Regions from separate parts of the Homo sapiens genome. Here region 2 is linked to region 1. A link is a contact called in ENCODE Hi-C or POLR2A ChIA-PET data. All regions are on one chromosome and are shown on one strand. Each heading gives the region's core, a stretch centred on a gene start or an enhancer-like site at or near the end of the contact. The rest is flanking DNA. Distances are from core to core; before and after follow the strand shown.

What was found. A loop is a pair of places that touch in the nucleus more often than their neighbours do. ChIA-PET counts read pairs that join two places held with the same protein, here RNA polymerase II (POLR2A). Pooled maps may share reads with other maps.
Region 2: a pooled map shows a loop between it and region 1 (6-fold over the local background). The contact joins two enhancer-like sites. A Hi-C loop is called at or near these places in 1 of 50 pooled maps. POLR2A ChIA-PET finds 5 or more read pairs at or near these places in 2 of 52 experiments (AG04449 and PC-3).

What each region holds. Positions count from the first base shown.
Region 1 is chr22:35,329,482-35,332,191 of GRCh38, reverse strand. It overlaps TOM1 (target of myb1 membrane trafficking protein), which reads right to left. Exons shown (of 15, transcript NM_005488.3): 8 at 1,712-1,845. Among named protein-coding and RNA genes, the nearest start is that of MIR3909, 4.8 kb to the left of the region's middle. RefSeq lists an enhancer at 1,332-1,832. Within about 2 kb of position 1,432, at least 22 of the 41 ENCODE cell types and tissues checked have a DNase peak (open chromatin) inside an H3K27ac peak, as active enhancers do.
Region 2 is chr22:35,834,751-35,837,450 of GRCh38, reverse strand. The region is part of intron 2 of RBFOX2 (RNA binding fox-1 homolog 2); the gene reads left to right. Among named protein-coding and RNA genes, the nearest start is that of APOL5, 120 kb to the right of the region's middle. Within about 2 kb of position 1,435, at least 27 of the 41 ENCODE cell types and tissues checked have a DNase peak (open chromatin) inside an H3K27ac peak, as active enhancers do.

The DNA.
Region 1 (2,710 bases), core at 183-2,682:
AACGAGCAGGAGAAGCTAGGCAGACGTGACCTGCAGGGTACCCCCCACTTTCCACTGATTTAGAATCAATCAGTGAGTGTCTTTTGATGGAGAAAGACACAAAAAATGAACAAGGGGCTGGAGGAGGCTGGAATAACTCATGTCAGTTATCAGACACCCTGGACTGCTAAGCGCTTTACAGACACTGTTTCATGGACTCTCACTTATGCCACAAGCCTCATTTTACAGATACAGAGGAGGTGTGATGGGCACACAATTTCTGCAGACCCAGCAATCCTTCTCCTTCTCTTTCCTTTTTTTTTTTGAGATGGAGTCTTGCTCTGTCGCCTAGGCTGGAGTGCAGTGGTGCGATCTCGGCTCATTGCAACCTCTGCCTCCTGGGTTCAAGCAATTCTCCTGCCTCAGCCTCCCAAGTAAGCTGGGATTACAGGCACCCACCACCACCTCCGGCTAATTTTTTTGTATTTTTTAGTAGAGACGGGGTTTCACCATGTTGGCCTGGCTGGTTGCAAACTCCTGGCCTCAAGTGATCCTCCCGGCTCAGCCTCCCAAAGTGCTAGGATTACAGGTGTGAGCCACTGCGCCCAGCCCTTCTCCTTCTTTTGTAATAGCACCTAAGTACTCTTTAGAGGAACTGCTCCTCCCCCATTTCACATCATCCCGGTGGGGCTGCCATCAAAGGGCCCTCTCCCATACCCCAGCTGGTAGGCACAATGAAGCTCAGCCAATCCAAGTCTCTCTTGGGGATGTGACTCTTGAACAGAATGATACAAGGTGGGCAGGTGGGTGTGGTGGCTCATGCCTGTAATACCAATGCTTTCGGAGGCCAAGGAGGGAGGACTGCTTGAGGCCAAGAGTTTGAGACTAGCCTGGGCAACACAGTGAGACCCCTGTCTCTGCAAAAAGAAAAAAAAAAAAAGAAAAGAAAATTAGCTGGGTGTGGTGGTGCATGCCTGTAGTCCCGGCTACCTGGCAGGCTGAGGTGGGAGGACTGCTTGAGCCCAGGAGGTTGAGGCTGCAGTGAGCTGTGATCATGCCACTATACTCCAGCCTGGGTGACAGAGCAAGATCGTGCCTCAAAAAAAAAAAAAAAAAAAAGGTGGACAGGTGTTTGTGGACAAGTGTTTGAGCTGATGTATTTATTGATGGCAGCACCCTGGGGAGATGGTCCAGGAATTTCTGCTCCTGAGACATCTGAGCTGCCCTGGGATCCATCTTTCTTGTTCTGTTGGGAGACATCAGTTTCACTTTTCTCTGGATTCTGAAAGCTACCCATTTAATAAAGATTATTATCCTAACAAATTCTTTTTCTGCCTAAGTTAGCCAGAAATGTTTTGTGTAGCTTGCAGCAGTGAAGTCACTTGTCTAAGGCCCCAGAACCAGGAAGTGGTGGAGTGGGCGAGGACACACCAGGCCAGTCTGGTTGCAGGGCCGTGCTCTCAGCTGTGACCTGTGACCATCTCCCAGGGCTGGACTTGGGCACAGGCAGCAGCGCTAACCCTGGAAAGGAGATACAGGGCGGCTGGAAGGAGGGGCCCTCATAAACATCCTGGAAGAAGACAGCTGAGGGCACAGGCCCTTAGGAGCCTGCCTTGTGTTTGAGAGGAGGACGAGAGAAGGCTCAGATGGCATGAGACCAGGAGAACAGGGAGGAAGGGAAGGGAGAGGGTTGGGGCAGTAGGCCAGAGGCCAGGGGAGGTGCTGGGGCTACCGTTCATGGCGCAGGAACACATTGTTGAGATTGTCATTGACGATGAGCAGCTCCTCTGTCAGCTGCTCATTGGCGATCTGAGGGATGAGCTCCAGGACCCGCTGCTGCATGGCTCGGCACGTGCGGTTGAGCTCCTGCCAGGAAAGGAAGTGAGGCAACCACAGTCACATGACTCAGAGTGAGGCCGTCTCTTTTTTTTTTTGTGAGACGGAGCTCTGTCGCCCAGGCTGGAGTGCAGTGGTGCGATCTTGGCTCACTGCAAGCTGTGTCCTGGGTTCATGCCATTCTCCTGCCTCAGCCTCCCAAGTAGCTGGGACTACAGGCGTCTGCCACCACGCCTGGCTAATTTTTTTTTTTGTAGTTTTAGTAGAGACGGGGTTTCGCCATATTAGCCAGGGTGGTCTCGATCTCCTGACCTCACGATCTGCCTGCCTCGGCCTCCCAAAGTGCTGGGATTACAGGCGTGAGCCACCGCGCCTGGCCAAGTGAGGCCATCTCTAATGCACGGGCCTCCAGCCCCTGCACAAGCCTTGGAGGAGGGTGAGGTGCCCAAACTGGACTTCAAGGTTCCACGGAACAGCTTTTTGGGTTCTACAAACATGAACTTGAACTTCACTTCCAAGTGTTAGATGCTAAAATTTAATCCACAGGAAACCATCAACATGTCCAACTGTGCTGCCGGTTTAACTTGGCTTCGTGCAGATTCCAGAATAAAGGTTGTGCCACCATCTTTGCTTAGTCAAAAAAAAACTGAGTCTGCAAAGGGGGCTGGCTGAACAAACCACAACTTCTGGGGGTATGCTGTGATTTTTGCAACCAAAGCATACAGAATGAACTAGATGACTGCAACCATTAGCCACAAACCTCGATTTCGAGTTTTTGCCTCACTTTTCTCACTGCCTGATTTTTTGTCTTTTTAAACAAACTTTTAGCTTTGGAATAATTTTAGATTTACAGAAGAGATGCAAAGATAGTACCACAAGTTCCCATATACCCTTG
Region 2 (2,700 bases), core at 186-2,685, 510 kb before region 1:
TGTCACATAAGCTTTCTCAATATAGAATGTCTATACTGGTGGTTAGGCCTGGGTTTTCAAAGTTAAACGGTTTATTACAATGTAAGAGCGATGTATGGATGTGTTTTCACTGTTTTGCTACTTAGGTTCTTTGCATCTTCAGATGATACCATCTCTGTAGTCCCCAGTTTCCATTGCTCAGCTGTTGGAAAAGGGCTTTCAGTGAATGACTTTTTCATCATACCATATTAGATCCTTGTCAGTATTTGCACAGTGTATGCGCTTTATTATTACATATGCTCTACTTTTATAGGGCCTGTTTTTGTTTTAATTATCAAACTACTCTGTCATTTATAGTAAGTAATCAGTGCTCTGCTAAAAAGCAAATGGCAATTTAATCACAAAATTCTAATATAGCCGATAGACATGCTTATGTGATACTTAAAACGTTAATTTTATCGGCTGTTCATGTGTATGTTGTAGGAGTATTTCACTGAGATCTCTTATTTTTTGGGCATATAGACCAGATTATTGCATCTCATATTTATGAAAATAGCAATATGGAATATGAAGGAAAGATAAATCATTCTTGTACTATGTGTAAAATTCGAAAAACAAAATTGCAAATGACTTCAACACTAATTAGTAAAAAATAAATGTTTAGCCAAACTCAAATTCAGTTATACTATCTATTGTTGAAAGGGAAAGTGTACTAGGCAGAGAGGAAAAGATTTTACAGTATGGATGTGAAAGAAAATTTTTGTACTCTACTATGGTATAAGACTGCCAGTTTCTGTGGAACACAAAGCCCTCCCTTTCTTGGACAGCTCAGTGCTTTGCTGGCATTTTCTTCAAAATCTGTTTTCCATCAGGACCAAGAGGAGGGAAGGTGTTAGGAATAAGGGAGGTTGGAAAGGGGGTTGCTGTTCCTTTAAATAGTGCAGTGAGTCCATGTGGCAGCAGGCCGCTCTGGAGTGTATTCTTTTGTAATGAATCACCAGTTCCATTGTCTGCTATCTCCCCTCTTTGTAGCTGGAAGGCTGAAGTCTTTCACCTGAGCTGCTGCCAGTTCGCTCTTCTGTTCCTGGGTGGTTGGGAGAAGAGAAGAGGGAGGGTATTTTATGCTTTAATTAAAGACAGATAAGAGAGCAGGTATGTTTTGCTTTGTTTCATTTTCTCTTTTCCTGTTTTTGTTTGTCTGGTTTTTGAAAGGAGTTGGAGTAGAGAATCTATTCTGTGATTTTGCTAAGCATATCCCATTTTCTTTGAATTCTGGAGGTCCTCTCAGCATTTAGTCTCCATTTTGTGGCACTGCTTTAAAGTGATTCCATTCGGTTGCCTGCCAGTCATGCTCCCTTGCCACTCGAACCTTATCCCACCCTTCATCCACGGAGCTGCAGCCACACTGTTTGTTTTGGCACACTTTCCACTTTCTATGGGCTTTGCAGGATTTGGGGAGTTGGAGGATAGGCGGGGATTGTGGGTTGGAGACTGAATTTATGTTCCTTTACAATGAAAAAAAAAAGCCTCACTTTTTCCAGAGATTTGGTTTCTTTCTGAATTCTTCTACATTGCTCCATATCTTCAGTTATAATCATTTCTTCGCTGAGGCCAAGATTGTCTCTTGAAAAGTATTGCTTTTCTAAAAATTACTTAGCTTTCTTGAAAAGATAAACAGAATTTCATAAATGAAGCTATGATGAAATCCGAGCAATCTTGACTCATTAAATTGTTTTTTCCGTCTTAGTCACCCCCTAATCACACACACTTTTCTCTTTCTTTTTTGGCCCCCTTCTCTATTTTTTCCTTTATCTTTCTCCTTAGCTTTGCAATTGAGTCTAGGTAAGCTTAATATTTGACAACCTATTACTTAAATTTGTATTGCTACAGGAGACATCTTCATATTGAACAGTAATGACATTCCTCATTCCTCTCAGTGATAAGGCATAAGCTCAAATTCCTGGTTTTGTTCCTCCAGTTTTCTGTTCTCCCCTGAGAAATTCCAAACTCTGATCTACACAGATTGCCATATGTAAACAATTTTATCTCTCTCAAATTTGAACTTTTCATCATGTAATTCCTTACCTAGGGGTTGTTTCTTGGACATCTGTTTATGGTAGACAGATAGTTTCTGGGAACCAGTCATACTAGGTGATACAGCCCCCCCTTACCCACCCTGGTCTCCTTCTGGTATACCATTCCTCTCCGGGATCTGACATTATTGGTATCCCACATGTTCCCTTCCGAAGTCATAATTCCTCACTCTTTTTTTTCAACATTTCCAAACCACTGTCAAATCTTTTTTGAACATTTCCTCCCAACATTTTGTATGTGAAATTTGCCAGGCACAAATACAAGGCTCCCCTGCAGTAAATACTTTGCTCTTTTGATTGTAGCACCTTTCTTAGTGGGCTCCAGTGTTCAACCTCTTCTAGGCAGTGAGAAATGCTGCATTCTGCCATCACAATGTATTGTGTCTATTCCCCAGACTCTTAAATGTTTCTCTATTACTATTAGAATGATTAAATTCAGGAAACTAATTCATTAGAGGTCATTGCCAGAGTGAATCATTTAAAATGCAAGTCTGATTTTGTCATTCCTGTGCTTATACCTTACAGTTGCTCCCCTTCAGTCTCTGAATAAAATCCTGTGACCCTGCATGATCAGGAACCTGGCTGTCTCTCTAGTCTCATCTCCTGCCATCCTTTTCTTTCTGTATTT